Regions from separate parts of the Mus musculus genome. Here region 1 is linked to region 2. The links are chromatin loops, found by intact Hi-C in ENCODE. Cell type or tissue: heart. All regions are shown on one strand. Each heading gives the region's core, and the rest is flanking DNA. Links, peaks and the distances in the headings are about the cores only.

Evidence for each region. Hi-C counts contacts between places; a loop is a spot of excess contacts. Peaks named below come from ENCODE experiments on the same cell type or tissue, not always from the same donor. Only the 100,000 strongest peaks of a DNase experiment are listed, where the experiment ranks them.
Region 1: a loop joins it to region 2, with 2.3 times the contacts of the local background. A loop is called at or near these places in 11 of 42 quality-filtered maps.

The regions. Positions count from the first base shown.
Region 1 is chr11:119,593,722-119,604,911 of GRCm38, reverse strand. It overlaps Rptor (regulatory associated protein of MTOR, complex 1), which reads right to left and starts at 2,007. Exons shown (of 34, transcript NM_028898.3): 1 at 941-2,007. The coding sequence starts at 1,102. In heart, for the core only: a CTCF peak has its summit at 4,462 (motif pointing left); a DNase peak (open chromatin) is centred at 1,941; H3K4me3 peaks cover 1,499 bases; H3K27ac peaks cover 1,518 bases.
Region 2 is chr11:119,486,300-119,497,489 of GRCm38, reverse strand. Endov (endonuclease V) reads right to left here and starts at 6,143. Exons shown (of 9, transcript NM_001164636.1): 1 at 6,031-6,143; 2 at 5,534-5,705. The coding sequence starts at 6,086. It overlaps A930037H05Rik (RIKEN cDNA A930037H05 gene), which reads left to right and starts at 6,255. Exons shown (of 4, transcript NR_153849.1): 1 at 6,255-6,447; 2 at 8,490-8,588. Rnf213 (ring finger protein 213) reads right to left here. Exons shown (of 68, transcript NM_001040005.3): 68 at 10,072-11,190. In heart, for the core only: CTCF peaks have their summits at 5,974 and 6,190 (motif pointing right); a DNase peak (open chromatin) is centred at 6,179; H3K4me3 peaks cover 2,383 bases; H3K27ac peaks cover 1,582 bases; H3K27me3 peaks cover 1,202 bases.

The DNA.
Region 1 (11,190 bases), core at 1,046-9,045, 110 kb before region 2:
ATGTTGAGGGTTCATCAACATACACCTTTTTAAAACAATCATCTCAAGTAAAAACATACCAAGTATAAACAAATGACACATTATAACACCAATTTCCTCTTTTATACTGAAAAGTTCACACAAATGAAAGAAGCCCAGGAGGAGAAAACAACTAAACACACATACACACACTATGGGTATACACAGACAAGAGACAGTAAACACACATACACACAATATGGGTGTGCACAGACAAGACACAGTACTCCCCTTTTGTTAGACCAGGAACTAACAGCACTACAGCTGGCTGTTTTCTTTGCTACCAACATCTCATGACACTCCACGATCAGAAGAACGGCCAAAAAACTGAACCCAGGTTCCAATCCATCATACCCCATGCTCCCTAATTTCCACTGAGGAAATTTTATCTCCAGGTTACAGTGACCACAAGTCACATACACAGGGAGTCAGCCTCACAGACAAGATGTTCAAAGGACTGGGATGAAACCTGCTGCAACCTTAAAATAACTTTGCCTGAATTTGTTATTGGCTAAACATTTCAAGTCATCTTGTTTTCCAACACACTTTATCAGACATCTGAACTTCAGGCAACCTGGTTATTTGAAAAAAAGCAGACTACAAAAATAGACTAAGCACGTTAACTATTATTTCCCAAGTTGTCTTTTCTCTAAGTGCTACTAAGTGTAGTAAAGGGCATATAAGTATCTGTGAAACTATAGTTCCTAATTTGGTGTTTTTCCCCCCTCTGAATTAAAACTCGTTTTTAACGCTACTCGGTGAGAAGAGACTAGCCAAAACCCGAGTCTGGAATAGCTTTTTGGATTTTAGTGCAACATGTGTCTTCGAAATACCCGCATCCTTCTAAAAAGGCTGTCCTTGCTCAGAACTTTCTTAGTTGGAAAACTACGAACTCAAAAAGGTGCCATGAGAAGCCACTCACCCGATCCTTCATTCTCCAGCTCTGCGCTAAAGATTTGGAGCCTTCGATTTTCTCACAATGTCTTTTCTTCATAAAAGCCAAAGGCAAGTTCCAATCTGTAAGGTCCGCCTCATCTTCCTCCCCGAGTCCCATAAGAGGCGACTGCAGCATCTCCGACTCCATCAGGGGAGGAGGGGGAGGGGGAGTCCTTGGCAGCAGGCGCTCGAGAACCTCCAGCCTTAAAAACTAGTGTGGACCAGAACTGGTAAAATAAAATACGGGAAAACGGGAAGCTGGGAATAGAGACGGCGGCAGAGCGTTCGAAGATCCTTATTGAGGCTAAACCTCGGAGATCTTTATCTCGAACTCTGAGCGCGAAGTTGGAGGGGGCGGGGTGGGTGGCGAGCCCGTGGGTACCCAAGCCCGCAGGACCCGGACGAGCGGCGACACGCGCGCCCGGTCGCCGGCCCCCGCAGCTCTGCAGGCCGTCAGGAGGGCGGCAAGCGGGACTGGCGGAGGCGGGAGAGACTTCAGGCCCGGCGATGACCCGGCTCTCGGCCTCCAACGCCTCAGTGGCTCCCGGCGGGCAGGCCGGCCCGCTCGCAGGGCGGCTTCTCCGACTGTGCTGGCCCGGCTGAGGCCTCAAGGGATCGGGATCGGGGGGCTTCGGGGCTCGCCCAGCGGCTCTCAGCCCTGCGGGTCCCGCACTCGCCTGAGGGGCTGCAACCTGAGCCAGGACCGGCCCATCGTGCCCGTCCGCAGCCGGGCTCCTCAGCCACCGGGCCGCGCGGCCAGGCCCGTGCTGGCCTTCTGCTTCGTGGCTCTCTCCTACCCAGGAACGAGTCCCGATACACACGCGACACGGGCCCGCGGACAGCACAGGGACACTGGGCTTATTAGGTCAGGGGAGTTTTGCCCTCTGCTCTGGAGCCACAGTGAAAACTCCTCTCATCAGCACATCAAGGAGGACGCCATATTGCCAAGGCCCAGCATGCACCGCTATCTACGGCGCGTCCAATAAGCCAAACCTCTTCGAGCGTTCTCACCGCTCTACCCCTGCTAGGGCGTAGAGCTCGGTGTTCCGTCCTCCCTTCCCCCACGCCGTTACCGAGGTTACCACGTCTTTTCTCCTTAGTTGATCTCCACTAGTAAAATAGACCATTTGCGATTGAAACTATGTCCGTTCAGTTATTTTTAAAAGCTTTTTGCTACTACAAACAAAGCTTCGTGCCTTGATATTAAAGAAAGAAACCACTTGGTTTCGTCATGATTTTAAAAGGTGGTATTTTTAAAAAGCCTCAGAAAAGACCATTGATATTAGACACATAAGACTATCGGGACTTTCTTTTGATATTTCCACTTTTAAAAGAGACCGATTTCATCGATTACGAATTTTTTGTCTGATATACTTTATTTCCTGAACAGTATATTCTTATTTTGCTACAGTTTCATGTGCAAACGTCTAAAGCTGCCCACAGAAGCAAGCCTCCCTGCTGTTGACTTCTCTGGTTCAGTTCAGTAAATCTCAGATATTGACACACTCTGAGAACTGCTTTGGTGCAATGGAAATATAAAGTAAATGTAACGAGGTGCCAGCCTTTCGTAACCAGGGTGCGAGTGAGACACTTTTTGGTTTTTTTTGGTTTTTGGTTTTTTGTTTTTTTGTTTTTTGGTTTTTTTTTGTTTTTTTTTTTTTTTTTTTTTTTTTTGGTTTTTCAAGTCAGGGTTTCTCTGTATAGCCCTGACTGTCCTGGAACTCACTTTGTAGACCAGGCTGGCCACCACCGCCCCGGTTAGTGAAACACTCTTAACCTTTAGCTAGAGTTCAGTCAACAACTGAGCCCACCTTCAGCTTTGGTGTTAGGGGAGCCTCTGTTAGTCAATGTTACTAATTTCAAGCTGCATTTTCTCAGTCTTAGGTTCCTGAACCATAAAGTTTGGATAATATTAAAGAATATTACTAAAAGGATAAAAATTTAGCTTGTAAAGATGCCCAGGCCAGCCTAAGCTACAAAATAAGACCCTTTCTTTAAAAAAAAAAAAAAATCCACTTTAAGAGAAGGGTTGAAAGCTGGGCCTGGTATTTAATCCCAGCACTCTGGAGGCAGAGGCAGGAGGATCTCTGTTAGTTGGAGGTCAGCCTGGTCTACAGAGCTAGTAGTTCCAGAACAACCAGAGCTACAGAGAGAAATCCTGCCTTGAAAAACAAACAAACAAGATGTGAAGGCATTGCAAGCCACCACTGAGAGTGAGCTCTGACTGATCCTGGTATGTTTATAAAAAGATAAAGACAGAAAAAATATGTTCTATGGGGGGAGGGGGAGGAATGGGGAAAGGGGGTTCCTCCGTAGACCCATGCTGAGGCATTCCTTCCCCCTGAGAGACCAGCCACATGTATAGAGTAGAGTTTATTCAGGGCATGGGGAGGGGAGTTAAGAGGGTAGTAGAGGCAGAGAAAGGGAGAGAGAAGGATAGAGTAGAGAAGTAGAGGTGAGCCATGGCCTTGAGCACATGGAGAGAGAGGGAAGGGAAGGGAGAGGGGTAGGAGAGAGCAAGAGCAGGAGAGAAGCAAGAGATCAAAAGCAAGAGTAAGAGAGGGATGAAAGGGATAAACAGCCCCTTTTATAGTGGGTCAGGCCTACCTGATTGTTGCCAGGTAAGTGTGGGGTGGAATTTAGACAGAATGCTAACAGGTCCCACAACTCCAATGTAGTCTACTAACTGTAGGCCTTACCACTAAAGCCTGGGTTAATCTGCAGATGTGTTCCTCAGAGTAGATCCAGGGTTGGACACAATGTGACAGTCCCTAACACAACCCTGCTAGCATCTGAGAGTCCAGGCTGCAATCTCAGATCCCTCTCACAAGCATGTGGGAAGTGTTTCCTGCTGTTTAGTTATCACCCCCCAAGAATTCCTGAGGTTACAGTATCACACAGAGCCCATTATCCTCCTAGTCTCAGAGCAGTGCACCAAAATCGAGTGTCCCCATTACCACCAGCCCCTCCCCACCACTACCAGCAGGGGCTTTAGAATTTCTAGAATCTATAGAAGAAATCATAGCACCTCCTGCTTCCACCTTGTCCCAAAGTATCCCTTGACACTTTACTTTGTAGTCCTGATGCCCACTGGTGCCATACACACATGGTGATCCCTCCAACCTTAGGCTGCAGAGAGCTCCCAGAAACTGGAAGGCCAGTGAACCTAGTATAAAAAGACCCTGGAACAAGAATAACAAGAGACCCTGGAATAACAAGAGACCCTGGAACCAAGCTGGAAGGCAAGGACCAATGCCAAGGTTGTCCTCTGACTTCCACATATGTGCTATGACACTTGTATTCATACATGTAAACATTTATACACACATACACAAACAGGCATGCCTATCCAAATTACAAGTTTCAAGCCTGTGAGTGACCCTATATAAAAATGAACAAAATGTGACTGGACCCCTAGCTCATCAGACAAACATATGTAACTCCACCTCCAGGGCATCTGACACCCTCTACTGGCCACTGTGGGTATCTACACACATGTGTATTCACATGTATGTAACACACACAGATGCACACATAAAATAAATCATTTAAAAGGTTGGGCACATCTTTAGGAACAACACCTGAGGTTGACCTCTGGCCTACCCACACACGTAGCACATGTGAGTTTACATACAAAAATAAGGAAGAAGAGGCAGGCATGGTGGTGCATGCCTTTAATTCCATCACTTGGGAGATAGAGGTAGGCAGATCTCTGTGAGTTCAAGGACAGCCTCGTTTTCAAAGTGAGTCCAGGATAGCCAGAGAAAACCTGTCTCAAAAAAAAAAATGAATAAATTTTAAAAAGGTAACAAAGGAGCCCACTGCTCTAGACTCCTGAATCATGGGAGATGATGTAGGAAGACAGATTTGGAATTTGTTTTATTTACTGAGAGAACCCTAATGAGAGATAAAGGTAGTCAGAGCTACGGACAGGAGACAAGACTCTCTCCAAAGTCTCCTCCAATAGCTGAGCTTCATTCCCCCCATGCCCAACACACACACTATACACACATACATACACGTGTGGCGCACACACTGGTACACGTACCACACAAGTACAATACACACCATCCATAAACACACACCACACACACAATCACACAATCAAAACATACCATACACACATACAACACACAATACACATACACACGATACACACGCACACCAAACAAACACAACAAAACACAACACACAGAAGCGGATATTGAGACTTACATATGCAATTCTAGCACTTGCGAGGTGGAGACAGAAGGTTCAGAAGTTTAGAGCCATCCTTGGCTACAGGGAAAAATGGGCTTCATGAGATTCTAGCTCAGAACAACAATACTCAATCAATCAGTAAATAAGTAAATGAATAAATAAATAACATTTAATTTCCCAGGGCACCACTAATTCCTGAAGTTCTGACAAAGCCTCTCCCTGAAGTCTCTATACCTATAACATGCAGACTATGAAGGTGACACTTTGGAACAAATCTGTGACTCGTGGGAAAGCCAGGAAGGACAGGTTGACAGCCCAGTTCCCAACCTGAAAGTTGAAGGATGTGCCAGATTTCTTTCACTTAAAAGAAACACTCTTCCATTGTGTCCTGGACACTTCTATTCAAGTCTCTGACAAACCCTAGGAAACCTCGGGGGCTTTCAGAAGGCAGAGCCTCTGTAGCAAATGACAGGCTGAAGAAAACTAAAGGGTTGACATTTCTGCCAGGACAGTCCATTCTCCACAGCATGTGATCATTTGGCCACTTGGGCCTGTGGTTCCCATTTCAGTATCCTGCCATCATCTATCAGCAGGGACACAGGCTTCCATAAAGCTGCTCACCGAAACCATTTAATAATGAAAACATGTGTTACCCATTTCCAGACATGTGTAAAATCTGGTCTGAGTCAGGCTATGAAATTGGACGTGGAAGCTGAGGACAACCTCCTTCCCCTACAGTCTATTACAGTCTCTGCCTACATGAATAAAGGTGCTTACAAGCTGAGTGCCTCTGAAACCGATTGCTCATGGACAATGTCAGGCTGCAGACTAGCAGGAAGAGAGGAAGGGCTGCTGGGCCCAGCTCTGACCTCAAACTAGAGGAAATACCACTGACCTGCCAGACAAAAGGAGAGGGACCTCATCTCACACGGTGGACCCCATCACCCCTCACCAGCCCTAAAACACTCACTGCCAGGCTGAGGAGACAGTCCAGTCTGGAAGGAGCTTCTCCTATAAGCACGAGAGCCTGTGTTTCAGCCCCAGCAACTCCTGTGTTTTGTTTTGTTTTAAACATGCTGGACAGAGTAGCACATGCCTTTAATCTCACCACTCTCTGTGAGTTCAAGGTCAGCCTGGTCTAGGTAGTGAGTTCCAGGCCTGGCAGTCCTAGGAGTAATGAGACCCTACCTCAAAAAAAAAAATTGTGTGGGAGAGGCATTATATGGTTATAATCCCAGTGCTTAGGATGGTAGAAACAGGCAGATCTCTAGGGCTTGATAGCCAGGCAGCCTAGTTACTGGTCAGTGAGAGATCCTATCAAAAACAAGGCAAATAATACCTGTCCTCTGCCCTCTAGCATCCATACCTTATACACAGAGAGAGACAGAGAGACAAAGACAGATGGACAGGCAGACAGAGACAGACAGACAGACAGACAGAGACAGAGACACAGAGAAAGAAAATCATGTATACACGTGAATACACACACACACACACATCCTTGGAATTTTGACAACCTGATGCCAAAGACATAGTAAAGTGAGGAAGAGTACAAAGACAAGCCCCTGAGAATGTTGGTTGTGCATTATATCAGCCAGCGGGAAGGGGAAGAGGGCGCACAGGACAGGCAGTCTGGGTGAGAGACTCAGACAAACAGCCTTTCCCAGAAAGAACTGCTGTGGCTGTCTTTTCAGCACTTTTTAGCATGGCAGAAGCCTGCTGCAACCGAGAGACCCTTCTCTCAAGTCAGAAGGCCATCCCAACAAAGACACCCTGTGCACAGGACGGCAGGCCAGGCCAAGTCATTCTCCGATATTGCAGATGCTCCAGTAAATCAATCAAGGGCAGAGAATGTGTTTTGTCATCAAGAATCAGGAGCAAGGCTGGAGATCAGGGAAGTCGAGGAGCCCTGGTGCTTCGCTGAGCTCTTGTTTTCCACACCGGAGACTGGCCAGCTCCAGGCCTCTGCAGAGAAATCTGTGCTTAGTTTAGAAGAAACTAAAATAGATACAAGGTAGTTGGTACCTTGATAGGAGGTAATGGTGTCTGATCATCATTACTGTTTTTAGCAGAATCCCAAGCCACCTTCCTCTGCAGGTCAGATGTTTTGTTGACAGAGAAGTGCAAAGAGGAAGGGAAGTGGGTGACAGGCTCTGCATCACCTTCAGTGGAAAACACAGGCCGCTGAGCCCGAGTGTCTGCTTCCCCTCCCTACTGCCCATATTAATACATAAGGGTATTTATGCCTGTGGGTTTTTTTTTTTTTTTACCCTCAATGATGGATCTAGTCCTTTTGATTTTTAAACAGTGACCATGTAGGTCTTGATAAACAGAAATAACTTGATTTTCATTTTTATTGGGGGGGTCACTCTTATCTAGTTTGGGAACTATAGTGAAAAAATGCCTGTTATTGAGAAAACTGTACCTACTAGCCACATTGCTTTGAAGATTTGCTCATAACTGTAACATCACAGAGTCACTGCATTAACAGAGCAAACCGGGCGTGGTGAAGTACACCTATAATCCCAGCACACAGGAGGTGGAAACCGAAGAGTTCCCTTCATCTACATACTGAGTTTGAGACCAGCCTAACTACAAGGTACCTGACTCCAAAAATGTTTTCTTTTGATTTTTTTTTTTTTTTGAGACAAGGTCTCTCTATGTAGTCCTGATTGTCTTGGAACTCATGTAGACTAGGTTAGTCTGGAACTCACAGAGATCCTCAGTCTTCTGAGTGCCAGGATTAAAGCTATGTATCACTACACTCAGATTCAAAATTAATTTTTAAGGAAAGAAGATGGAAGGGAGAAGGAGGGAGGCTGGAAAGTTGTTTGATAGCACTTGCTATACAATCCCGGCATTCACCAAACAAGCTGGGGACCCTGCCAACTCCTGTAAGTCCAGCTCTGAGGGCCCAGGGCCCTCATCGTGAGCACATGCACGTGTGTACATACACTCACAGAGACACAGCTACGCGTGGTTCAGCGAGTAAAGGTGCTGCTTGCTGCTGACCCTGCCAGCCCTCCTTCCTCCTCTAGATCCCTGAAGGTTGAATCGTAAACGTACAATCTATGCCCACTGCAGACACAGCATTAGGAGAAAATAAAAAATGACACAGGCAGGACTGGAGAAATGGCTCAGTGGTTAAGAGCACTGGCTGTTCTTCCAGAGGACCCAGGTTCAATTCCCACATAGCAGTTCACGACTGTCTGCAACCCCTGTTCCAACTTTCTCACACATGTAGGCAAAACACCAATGTACATGAAATCAAAATAAATGAACTGTTTTGTAAATAAATAAATAAATAAATGACCCAGGGCGAGGGTTTAATTCCATGGTGCAGGACAGGCCTAGCATATGTGAGGCCTAGGTTCAAGTCCCAGAACTCCAAATGAAAAGGGGAGAGGAGTGGGTGCTGAGGACAACAGGGTACTTGCGTTGTGTGCACGAAGGCATGGGTTTGAACCTCAGCACTACATAAATCGGACATGATAGTATATGCCTATAATCCTAACTTGGGAAATGGAGACAGGGTTTAGAAACTCGATGTCATCCTTGGCTTTCTGTTATGGTTACATGTGTCCCAGCTTGCTTCCTGTCGCTGTGATAAACTCCATGGCCAAAAGCAACTTGGGAAGGAAAGGGTTTGTTTTACCTCACAGATTACAGCCCATCATTGAGGGAAGCAAGGGCAGGGCATGAGAGCAGAGTGGGAGATGAAACAGATACAAAGGAAGGGTGCTCCTTGGCTCACATCCAGCTATCTTTCTGACACAGCCCAGGCCTACTTACCTAGGAATAGCACAGCCTGAGCGGGCTGGGCCCTTCTGCATCAATTAGCAATCAAGAAAATCCTCTGCAAACGCGTTTGCACGTCAATCAGATGGAAGGAAATCTTTAGTTGAGCCTCTTTCCCGGTGTCAGGTCAATAACCAAGGTGAGCCATCACGGCACGCATACAGAAAACCGTGTGTCTCATCACACCACAGGGGACGGCGTTGGGTATGGGAGCATCCCTGCCCAGGAATCCTTGCCTTCACCTGATGATTTCCTTCTGTATAAGGGAGGACATGGACCACTCCATCGTATGGTTGAGGGGAAGGGAAGGCTTATAGTGGAAATATGAGAGAGAATATAGCCAGAGACATCTGGAAGAGTCCAGAGCAGGAAAGTAATCACTAAACATGGCCAGCAGACTGAGCTAAGTCATAGGGAGGGAGGGAACAAAAAAGGAGGAAAACAGAGATGGAGAAAAGAGGGTGCATGGTAGAAATGGCATGGTTATATAGGAAGGAGAGGCTGGGGGAAAGGAAGCCCATGGCTGCAGATGTGTAGGGTAGGGGTGGGCTGAGAAGAGCTGAGAAGGGCCAAGATGCAGGACTATGCTGTGCTAATAGGCACCACAGCCATTTTTTCCAGAGTTTCTTTTGGACCTGGTACCTGGTATTAGTTAAGATACGCCAAGTGCTAGACCAGTCACCCTCCAATCTCAAGGAAAGTCCTTTAGCAGCCACAAAATAGCTGGATATAGCATTTGGTGATCTGTGGCCAGCCAGAGAGTGACTCCTAGGAGGAGAGAGCACAGCTTCTATTGGCAAGCCTGGGAGCACGTGACATCACTTCTAGCTGCATCCTTTTTTTTGTTTTGTTTTGTTTTTTTGTTTTTTGTTTTTTTTCTCAGTGTAGCCCTGGCTGTCCTGGAACTCACTCTGTAGACCACTCAGAAATCTGCCTGCCTCTGCCTCCCAAGTACTGGGATTAAAGGCATGTGCCACCACTGCCCATCTAGCTGCATCCTTGAGTTTCTGCTTTCGCCCTCCTCTGTGAACTGTGGCCCGAGATTTCTGAGCCACACGTTCTGGCTTTCCTTCCTGGTTGCTTTTCATCAGCAGTTAGAGTTTTTGGTTTTTTGTTTGTTTGGTTGGTTGGTTGGTTTTGGTTTTGGGGGTTTTTGTTGTTGTTGTTGTTGTTGTTGTTGTTGTTTGGTTTTTCAAGACAGGGTTTCTCTGTGTAGCCCTGGCTGTCCTGGAACTCACTCTGCAGACAGAGTTGATCTCGAACTCACAGAGATCTGCCTACCTCTGCTTCCGAGTGCTGAGATTAAAGGCAATCATAACCTCGACTGGCCTTGATCAGTGTTTTATCACAGCAATAGAAAACTAAAATAAAGCAAACTCAACCCTACTAGCAGCAAGCAAAATGTGTGGCCTATTGTGTCTGGTGCCAGAGACAGTCAATCTATTCTTGAGCTACAAAGTACAGCTTTTTAAAGTTCCTAGACATATTGCTTCCAAAAGGGTCACTTCAACCTGCAAACAATGCAGCAGGGTTTGACAGCCTTCCTTCCTCAAGTCGTGGGTCAGGATTCTTAGCATCTTAGAGTTTTAAAATCTGGATTTTTTTTCTTTTAATTTAGTAAAAGTGGTTCTTGAAAAAATAAAATAAAATAGAAAGGAAGAGAAGGGACGTGACAGATCCTAGACGTGGTGGACAAGAATAGCCTGGAGCATCTGATAGAGTCTGAAGAGCAGCTGGGGGAAGGGTGGCCCCGCCCCTAGCCTGTAGAGTTCAGAGTGAATGCCAGCCATACCCTATAACAGGTGGGGACTGAGGAATGCAGAGAGAACCTGGCAGCAAGGTCTGCTTTGATTTGTTAAACAGGCTCCTCAGCCATTTGTCCTGGGGTTTGAAACCTAACTACTCATTTCTGTTTTGAGGTGCACTGCATAGGAAAGGCTGGGAAACTATGGAAAGTTTTAGGAGTCACATGACCTCCATGGCTGAAAGAAGATGCAGTATGCACAAAGGGCTGGGGTCGGGGCTAAGGGCTAATGTATGCTGAACTCTCTGGGCATTGTTTGAGGGGGTGTTGTGTGCGTGTAAGCATGTTGATGTATGTGCATATACACTCACGTGCAGGGTGTGTGTGTGTGTGTGTGTGTGTGTGTAGGCCAGATGATGATTCCTCAGGTATCATCTTCAAGGATGCTGTCCTTGAAATCCTTCATTTGCCCAGAGCTCACTAGCCAACCAATG
Region 2 (11,190 bases), core at 1,325-9,324:
ATGGGGAACCTGCTGTGGGAGATGGGTTTCCCCAGTAAATGGGCTGTGGCTCTGGAATGGTATTTAATAGCTTTACTGTGACTTTCCACTTTACAAAACTCAAGAGGGTATAACTGGTGAGTTCTGGTGTTTCCAGCATTATGATCTAACTTTACATATTTTGTTTATTGTAAAAGTGTTTTTGTCTGCACTCTGTAAGCACAACATATGTGTAGTGTTCATGGAGGCCAGAAGAGAGCCATGGGATTCCCCAGAACTAAGTTACAGAAGGTGTGAGATGCCATGTGGTGCTGAACACTGACACAGCAAGCATTCTTTACAACCAAGCAGTCTCTCTAGGCCCCCGAATCTAACTTTAGAACATCTCTTCCATCTCACAAATTAGCCTAGTCCTAAACACCAGTTATGCCCTTTCCAAACCATGCTCAGATTTAGTGTGATGACTTTGGTTTCTTAAGAGGAGTTGGAGAGATAGCTTAATGGTTAAGTGTACTGGCTGCTCTTCCACAGGACCTGGGTTCAATTTCCAGTATTCACATGAAGGCTAACAACCACAACTGTCTATAACTCTTGTTTCAGGAAATCAAACATCCTCTTCTGGTCTCCATGGACATCAGGCATATACACAGTGCACAGACATACATGTAGACAAAATACACCTAAGATAACTTTTAAAAGAGACATACCTTTGGGTATGTCTGTGAGAACATTTCCAGAGAGGCTCAACTCAAGAGGAAAGATCCACCCTGAGTGTGGGCAGCACCATTCCATGGGCTGGGGTCCAGGGCTAAAGTCAAGGAGAGAGCTAAGCTCTGGCATTCCTTTGCCTCTGCTTTCTGGTCTGCTGGGACATGAGGAAGCAAACAGTTGTACACACCTGCAGTCGCACCTCTGCATGATTCCTGTCACGTGTAAGTAACTAATGTGCTTTGGTGACCATGGATCTATATCCTTTAGGGGTCTGCCTATGCAATCTGGGTCTCTAAACACACTCCCAGGTGAGCCCTGGTTGGGCAACTTTGAACCAATGGGCCACACTCTTCCAAAACTCTTGCCTGACTTAAGGACTGCAAGAAGCAAATGCTAACTGAACGAGCAGGCACAGCTGCTCTTCTCGGTGCCAGGCTGCAACACAATTGTGGCATACCACCGCCCTCAAGAACAGTCAGTGAGGGAAAGATGGATCGCTGCCCGGGAGGTTCACATGGATGAGAAGTGTTATGACAGCAGGCACACTAAACTAAACTCATTAGGGCTTAAAGCCACAAGCCAGGGTGTTTGAGGTCCCACAGGAGAAAAGCTGGAAGATGGCATTCTGTGCCAGTTGCTTCCTATACAACTGTTTTTTGTTTTATTTGTTTGTTTGTTTTAAGACAAGGTTTTTGTGTGTAGCAGTAGCTGTCCTGGAAGTCACCCTGGCCTTGCACTCAGAGATCTGCCTGCCTCTGCCTCCCGAGTGCTGGGACTAAAGGTGTGCACCACCACAAGACCTACCTATATGACTCTTAACAGTTGGCATTAGCACCATCCTATTCTAGTTACCTATCTGTTGCTGTGATAAAACACTCAGACCGAAAGCAACTTGGGGAGAAAAGGGTTCATGTCAACTTACACCTTCAAGTCACAGTCCACCACTAAAACAGTGGGAACTCAAGCAGGAACCGAGGCGAAACCATGGAGCAACACTACTTACTGAGCTAGCTCTCTTATACAGCCCAGGCCCTCCTGCCAAGGGACACTGATGCCCAGAGGGAGCTGGGCCCTCTCATCTCAATAACCAATCAAAACAATCTCTCACAGACATGGCCACAATGTCAATCTGAGGCCCTCCTATTGACCCTCTCCTCCTTCTATCAAGGTGACACTAGATTGTGTCAAGATGACAACAGAAACCAATTAGGACAATCCTTCTCACTAGGTCGGAAGAAAACAGAGGAGCACGGGTAGTGTGGGGTGCGGTAGACCCAGGGTGTCCACACAAGCCACTAGTGCTGCTCTCTCTTCCCTTACCCACTACATATCAGAGAATATCCAGGGACCCATAAGAACATGAGCCCTACTTCCCACCACACACCCACCTCTGAGCACAGGGGGCCTTTGTGTTGAACTGGAACTTAAGGGGCCTCTGGGCAGGGCGCAAAGCCACAGAGGCAGGAGGGAAGCGCTGCTTTTGGAGGAGTAGCGATGGGAAGCTAGATCTGGGTGCAGCCAGGCTTGCTGAGCGCTGACTAGAGAAACCACAGGCTGACTGCTCACGTGTGCACATTATCTGCTTAGAGAGGATCTCAGTGTCTTACACACAGGAGGGCAAGTCATGATTCCTGGCATCAGGGTTTACACTCTGGAGAGAGAGACAGGCTAAGCTCATTTTGGTATGACAAAGGAGAGGGTCAGGGTTGCTACGGTCTTCCAATTCATATACTGACATTTTAAAAAAAGATTTATTTATTTATTGTATGTAAATACACTGTAGCTGTCTTCAGACACTTCAGAAGGAGTCAGATCTCATTACAGATGGTTGTGAGTCACCATGTGGTTGCTGGGATTTGAACTCAGGACCTTCAGGAAGAGCAGTCAGGTGCTCTTACCCGCTGAGCCATCTCACCAGCCCCCATATACTGACATTTTAACATACAAGATGATTGTACTAAGAAGTGGGTAGCATTTGTGAGGACACAGGAAGTGTAACTGGCCCCCAGACCTTAGCACAGCTGAATCCATGAAGACAACACCATTTCGGCTGCACAACTCAGCATATAAACAGCACTAAGACAATGGCCTAATCCATCAACAACGTCCATAGCGTTTTAGCAAAGTTTCAAGATGAACTAACCTCGCCTTTTAACTTCTGTAGCTCCACTTCTGACTGCTCTTGTTAAATGAAGTATATCAACCCAGAAAATGGCTTTGTGCTTGAAAGCTCACGCTGAGAAAGGCTCAGTGCTACAATGGGATCTCAAACGGCCACCCAGCTAATATTCCCTACTGGCTTAAGCCCAGGTCTGAGCAGTCGTCTCTGGTGACTACCCCACAACAGTAGAACCAGTAGAACCCAGAGAAGGGCTTGTCTGTATCCGAAAGTCTCAGAACCTCACAATCTCGTCCTAGTATCTGATCGTGGACCTTCCAGTTTTCACAGCTGTGAGAAACACTCACGTACAAGTGACCCAGCTGGAGGCCGTTTGCTCTGCCCCACCACAGAGACTGGAAAGGACGCTGAGAGACAGCGCTGGTCTTGTGGGATAAAGGAGGCTCAGTAGAGCAAGTAATGTCTAACCTGGGCGCTACAGAAAGTAGAAGCCAGACAGGTGACGACCACTCTAGGAGAGGTGTGCCTGCCAACACAGGCCAGCAGAACCACTGAAGGATTTAAAGTTCTGACAAATAGCGTGTAGGAAGTGCTGAAGGCAGTGGAGGAGGTGACGACAGAGTCCAAGAGGCCTCTAAGTCACAGGAACAAGCATGGACTCTACTGACCAAAGATCACGGCAAGGGCCTCGAGGGTTAAAGATCACGGCAAGGGCCTCGAGGGTTAAAGATCACGGCAAGGGCCTCGAGGGTTAAAGATCACAGCAAGGGCATCGAGGGTTTTTGCTGTTGTTTTAAGACAGCATCTCATGTAGCCCAGGCTGGGATTGAGCTTTGCTCCTCCTGCTGTAGCTCTCAAATGCCACGATTACAGGGGTGTGTGCTGCCATGCCAAGCAGGAAGTTTTAAAGGGCCTGTGATTGGATCACACCTGTTTTGTACAAACACTGCCCTCTTATCCATGGAGAGAAACAAAGAACAATACTTGAGGCAGGGGTGGGAGGGCGGAGGCTGTGAAGAAACAGGTAAGTAGCCTACAGAAGGGGTGACTGTGGCACACGTGCAAAGGACAGAGAGGAAGTCCTGAAGAGGTAGAAGACATGGAACTGGGAGGAAGACTGGGGAATACTGTGCAGGGGAGAATATGAATGAAGTATAATAATAAACACATGTGAAAAAAATTACTTTTTGTTTTTCAAGACAGGGTTTCTCTGTGTCGCCCTGTCTGTCCTGGAAATCACTTTGTGGACCTGCCTCTGCCTGCCGATTGCTGGAATTAAAGGTGTGTGCAACCACATCTGGCTGAAAAATATATTTTTTTTTACTTTAGCTCAAAAAATTAAAAATAACTTTAAACATGGCGCTACTGTGAGACAAGATGGAAAGCAGGAGGTTTGGGGAGGCAGAGATGTTCTGCTTGTGAAAAGTGTGGTGTGTACTGTGTGCCACTGAGGTGAGCAACCAGGATGACAACTGCAGTTCCTGAGAAGTGCGCCACAAAAGCCATCAAGGCTGCGGAAGGCCCTTCCTTCCCGACCCAGGCTACAGCGGCAGCAGTAAAATGTCCAAAATGGCAGCGCCTATCAAAATAGAGGCACTATGACATCTCCTCAGCCCAAGGCCATCACAGGAGCTGTCCATGGTGGCAGCACCTTTCCTGCCTCAGCCTACTTCTGTCCTGAGGAGCTGTCCACAGTGGTGAGACCTTCTTTCAATGCCCCAGCCTACAGCCTTGATGAAGCACCACTACCGGAGTTGTTCACAGAGGCAGCACCTCTCTCCAGCCTCCCCAGCAGCCTCAGAGATGGCACCTCAGCAAAAGCTGGCTGCCACCAGGAAGGACTTCCTACTCTAAGTCATGGCCCTAATACAGGGAAAGGAGGTGAAAAATCCAATGATCCCTGAGCCCACCCCAAGCTCAGGACTTGAGATCCCACAAATCCTCATTCTGGAAATCTCTGCCCTGAGAAGCTCTGTCCCCTCAGAAATCCTATAAAAGCACTGCCCCTTTGTCCAGTTTCCTGCTGTCTGCCCCCCCCCCCCCCCCCCCCCCCCCGAGAGCAGAGGGCAGCCATTCCTAGATTAGTCCCTCCTCCTCCTCCTGGAGTCTTCCCTCCAATAAATCTCTTTCATAAAATTTCCTGCTTGGTGTAACTCTCCTGTCAGAAAAGAAGCAAGGAAGAGAAGAGAAGAGAAGAGAAGTGGAGAGAGCGGGGCTGAGGCTTCCTCTCAGAGCTGTGTGGTTCCCGGGTCCTTGTGTCTCACGATGCCTTTCCATTGGGACACCTTTCCCCTCAGAATTTTAAGGTCCCTGGGCTTCCGAGTCCCTTCCATCTGATCAGAAACACAACAACCAGACCTGGAATTGTCTGTCGATCCTTTAAAAACTACTTTTAATTCACCATTTGTGTACATATATGTAGACCCGTGGGAGTTTATGTACATCACAAGCATCCTGGTGCCCATATTTCCTCTGCTTTTTGCTTTTGAAAACTTTTCTTCAAAGGCATTCCAATCTATTCATTACACTCTACAAACGGGGTGGAAGTGTATCAGTCCCTTGCCTAACACATTCGAGGGCCTGAGTCGGCTTCCTAGCATCAAATATATATATATACACTACGGGGTGCAAGTATTAAAAAAAAAAAGTAAATTTTATAAAACTGGACCCTGGCTCTCTGCCTACGATCGAACTGCACCGGGCGCAACATCCCACCCGGGTTACCTTGAGCTCGGGGTAGCTCAGCACTACCAGGGAAGCGCAGGCCCGGACACTGTCCCCTTTCACGAAGGACACATCCACGCCCCCGACCTTCTGCAGGCCCGAGAAGCTGGGGTCCCGCTGCCAGGCCTCCGTGTCCCGATCCACCACGCGCGCTTTCAGCCGGGCTTGTTCCCTAATAGGACACGAACATCAAACGGGCTCAGGGCCCATGGGAAGAGCGCGACGCTCGGGGCGTCCCCCCTCCCAGCCCACCCTCTCTCCTTTTTGTCCATCAAGCCACACTGAGAAGGAAAAGCTCTCGGCGATGGGAATCCCCGGTACCGGAAACGAGGACCACGCCCACAAAGGCTGGCTGCAACTTCCGGCAGCCGGCGGCCCGGAGCAGGCCTGTGCCGCAGCACCGAGGGTCAGTTTCCCAGCCGCCACAGGGGCTGTGAGGTCGGAGGTCACTGGAGAAGGCCACCCCCTTGGCTAATGCACGACCCCGACCCCATTACCCTTTCCACAGCGACAGGGTTTCCTCTGGCGGCCGCTCAGCGGCCGTGTGAGCCATGGCTAGCGCCTCGAGGCTTTGAGGACGTCACTTCCGGAGCGCCGGCGCCGAGCTGTTAGCCTCGCTCGTTTAGCGTCCCTCCGCTTCAGCTGAGGTTGCCGCCACCAGGGGCCGCTGTCACAGCAGTGCTGGGCGCCGAGCGCTGACTTCTTCCCGCGCGACTCTCTCAGATGCCGGCGTCCCGTCCCGTAGGTGGGTTGGCGCACAGGTTTGGGAAATGCAAGCCCAGCTCTGCGCCTTACCTGGCGCCTCCAGCCCTCCAGCAGCTTCGGCCCCGCTCTGAAAAGATTGGCCAGCAGTTGCATCCCTCGCACACACGGAGCCCTGAGCCCTGGGGTAACGCGGTTCCAATTACTGCCAGGTTCGGGTCCGCACATCGACACATTGCGTATGAGCACGCGCTTGCGGAGCAGAAAACCTCTGTGCAAACTTGAGACACCTTTGCAGCATAGATTTTTTCAGTTGTACCGATTGTGAGAAATTAGTCCGGAATAAGAACTCAAAAACCAGTGAAGTCGAGGGTCCTGGGCGTGGGCGCACTCCATTAATTCCAGCATTTGAGTAAAGAGGATCCCTGAATACGAGGCCAGCCTGGTTTACAGTAATTGAGTTCTAAGACAACCAGGACTACACGGAGAAATCCCATTTCGAAAAAACAAAAACAAAGGATCCTCCAGACCAGGGTGTGTGTGTGTGTTAGTTAGGGTTCTTCTAGAGGAAGAGAACCGATAGAAAATACATAAAGGGGATTTAGAGCTTGCCATAAGCAGGCAAAAAACAAAAGCTTCCTTCTTTCATGTCTTTTTATACAGGCTGCCACCAGAAGGTGTGTCCTAGATAGAGGGCAGGTATCTGGACTCTTAGGTTTTAGTTCATTCCAGATATAGCCAAGTCCACAAACAAGATTAGGCACTACAGGGTGTCAACCCAAAACAAAACGCAAAGTTGGCTATGCTCAACGATTTGGTGCAGAACTGTAGTTTTTATATTCTTGATTGCATTAGTCTGCCTCATTCATTTCCTGCTGGGTGAGTACTTAATGAGGACCAGTCTTTCTGTTTCTAGTATAGGTCTCTTACCCCAAATACCCATCCTGTCCGTTTAGTACCCAGAGCCTTACCTAATGTGTATCTCCCTCTCAATGACATGAGCTCAGCAGACTGTAGTGTTTTTTTTTTTTCTTAGAGATTTATTTTCATTCTTGTAAGTCTGGTAACGAATGCAGGTGCCCACGGAGACCAGAAGAGTTAGATTCCCCTGGAGCTCAAGTTACAGGAGCCTGTGGTCCTCTTGACATGGGTGCTAGGCATTGAATTTGGGCCCTCTGAAACAGCAGCACATATTTGGCAATTGCTGAACCAGCTCTCCAGCTCTAGATTGTAGCCTTTTGTTTGTCTTTACCTTAAGACAAAAGAGCCAAGGCCAGCAGGTACCAGCAGGAAGGACTGGGGTTTGCGACCTCTTGCTTTTTTATGATCTGGTAAACTTAAGTGTATCTAAGGTACCTTCTCTGGTATTAGAAACGGATGGTTCATATTTTATTTCTTAGACCAGTAGTTCCTTAGGGATCTCTTCCTTCTGAGTTCTGGGAAATGCTGGCATTGAGTCCAGAACAAGAAAATGGGAGAGTATGTAGAACTGTACTGTGCTGTTGTGAGGGAAAAATCATAAACAAACATGGGAAGAGGACTTTGAACTGGAGGTGGGAATGGCCTGTGTGAGGCTTGGGAGACCTGAAAGTTGTCCCACAGCTCCCTAAAGGACTTTGGCACTTAATGCTTACTGTGGGGTAGATTGTCACTTTCTTCAGTGGTGTGGCCACTGTTGCCACACACACAAGACACAAGGAAGTAGGAGGACCCTTGTTGGGATGAGTGGTTTCAGTAGGGAGGAAGGGGATGAGTGAGGCAATGGGGATGGAAATGATTAGAATTCATCATCATCCATGCACAGGACAAAGAAGAAAGAGTGGGAATGTGGCGGGCAGAGGGAACAACGGTATAAATGTCCCGACGCGGGAGTGTGTGGGTGAGTGTGGTGAGCATGGTGAGTGTACAAATGCAGTAAGTGTGCAGGTGAGTGTGGTGAGTGTGCAGGAGTGTGGTGAGTGCAGTGAGAGTGCAGGTGAGTGTTTACAGCATCAGCTAAGGTTGAGGTAGCAATTGGCTTACAGTCCTAGGAGAATTCAGAGAAATGTATAGCTATGTCATATGTATGTACATTTCAAGAGGAAAGTATAAAAGTGTAGATTAGACCAATCTAGAGCGTGTGGTTTGGGAAAGGCTTCCTGTAACACAGCCAACAGGACTTGAAAGCCAGCAGGTTTTGAGCTGGGTTTTCCAGAGCTCACTGTGCACCAGCTGCTGTGCTATTGCTTATCTGTCCTGTGTTACTTTACCACAGATCGGCAAGGCATTTTGCAGAGGAAGAAACTGCAGTTTAAAGAGTGGCTGGCCTGTAGTCATCAAGCCTGCAGACAGGAGAGGCAACACCCAGACTCAGGTAAGCCAGCCTGGCTTTGTTGGAGAGTGGTCAGGGTTTGGTATTTGGGAGCCATTCATACCAATGGAGATGGGACAGAAATTGTGGATTCTGAGGAGGTTATGGCTGAGGTATTGATTGATATGTGTATGTGGGAAGAGAAGCGCAGCGGGAAGATCCCCAGAGCATGGGGCTGCTGTAAGGCTGCACCCCTGCTCTTCCTCACTCTTGCCCCAGGTGGCTCTGAAACGTTCTAGGTGTGCTGTACCAGAGTACCAGAAGCGAGAGTTGCCAGCATTGCTCTCAGGAGGAAGGTGCTTTCTTCATGCCCATTATCCAGCTGCATGTAGGTTCTGAATGCTCGTGCCGAGATTTATGTAGCAAACTAAAGGAGCAGGAACGAACATGCAGAATGTGGTATTGATGCTGGTGGCTGCTTGCTTGGTATTCAGCTCAGAGCCTCTGGTTTTCTCCTGAGGCCAGCAATCACCTCTCCAGGTTCAGTTGTTCTGCAGCCTGACCTTCAACACTATCCATCTGCTGTGGAGATACTTGCTCCTAACTGAAGCACTGGCTCCTGAGAGGCAGAGCAAGGGAAGCTCAGGAGCAACTTACTAGGCATGAAAGCCCAGAACCCCCAAGACTTATTGACTGACTCCAAGGATACATAAGCAGTAAGCTGGGGGAGAAGAGACTTGTGGGTCAGGGAGCCCCAAGGTGTAGCTTTGATAACTTGTACCCAAGCGGGGTTGAGCATTTCAGCTTTTGAGTCACCTGTGCCCTGTACCTGACTAAGCTAGACTTATTTGGAGTCATTTCTGTGGGTTTTTTTTCCCAACATATTTTTTGGGGTAACTAGATGTTTGCTCACATCTCTGCAGGAAGTCACACAACAGCACATGAGAGATATTCCTGCTCATACCTGGTGCACTTGGGTCACAGTGTGTCCTGGCTGAGCCCTCTGAGCCACTGGTTTCGTGGTGACTGTTCATCACTGGAACTTTCTGTTAGCTGAAGAAGCTCATGGCTATTTCAGCTAACAAATAGCAAGTCTCACAATGGTTTAGGCTTCACTTCCCTGCCTTTGTTTCCTATTCCTAAGGGGCCTTCCTTACCCACAGCCCAGTTCACTGAACTCAGCTCATCTTCATTTGCTGGTAGATATTTTCAGGGAGGCTCCTTCTGGCAGAAGACTCTAAGCAGTGTTGTCTCTATCATAAACAAGAGTCCGCATCACCCCATGTGCTAATCTAGAGAGTAGGCTTTGTTCTGAACCCTACTGGATACTACAGCAGAAACACTGTCACAGAAAACTAAACCATTTCCAAAGAAACTGTGTGCGCACGTGTACTTGTGCATGGACATGCAAATGCTTGGAGAACTTGGAAAACCAGTTCTTTCCTTCTACCGTGTGGGTCCCAAGGACTGAACTCAAGGTGTCAGGCTCAGCAGCAAGTGCCCTTAGTCACCGAGCCATCTGCCCAGCCCAAACAGGACTCTTAGCTGTGAAATTCAAGTTTATTAAAATAGGTATGGTAAACATGATGCAGTCTACTTTGCCAATGTTAGATCCATGCATTTTGTACATCACAGTGGGTAATACTACACAGACAGTTATGACTTTAAAAGCAGAGCATACAAAATAAAGCATCATAATTAAAAATTCTTCATGACAGAAAAAAAAAATAATGCCTAGTTCAAAGCCAGAAGGGGCCTTACAGCAAGACGTGTGGGGCTGAGCTGCCCTCTGATGGATCACAGGAGCTCCAAGGCCAAGTTGGCAAGTTCATTAAGCCCTGTACCCCCAAAAACCTGGGATGCAGACATCGGAGGACAGGTACTCTCATAGTTTAGAATAAAAGCTCACCACTGTGATCCTAATACCTTTCTTTCTAACAGTGCTAGGAATTGGACTTTAGGGCACCACAGATGCTAGGCAAGGGCTCTGCCATGTTCCCAGCACCCAAATACCTCGGATCTGAGCTTACACTAACACATCTTTACTTGAAATCTCAAGACATGAGAACTGGAAAGTGCTTTGTTTGTCTGTCCCTATTCCCACTTGCAGTGCTGGGGAGAGAACCCAGGGCTTTGCTATGGTAGGCAAGTACTCCACAGCGCACTCTAGTTCCAGCTCACCAGTGCGCTCATCCTTCTCCACTCTCTGTCCGGTGATCTCAGTGAGTGGTTGGCAGTGGCTCATGGTGGGTTTACATGGTGGGTTGTTCATGAGGCTTTACAGCTTTTATCAGCACCTTGGATTTCCTTGGGTTAGTGTGGCAATTTTCATGCATCTTGCAAACCAAGAGATATGAGTATACTACTTAGAAATTAAGGGACTGGGAGAAAGAATAAATTGAGGTCCTTCTATACATAAGTAAAAAAATTTAAAAAATTGACTACCCTGAGTTTTTTCTCTCTATGCAGTAAAGTGGTGGCCATGGTATTTGAGGTAAGAGGCAGTCAGTCTTAAGAAGGATCGGTATTGGGTGTGACCTTAGTGCAGTTCTCTTGTTCCTTCTGGAATGTTCATGAGGCAGTTGACTGACAATCATTCATCAGACTTAAGGAAATTTTGGAATAGGCACATGATCCAGAAACAGCTTGGCTTTGAAAAAGCTAT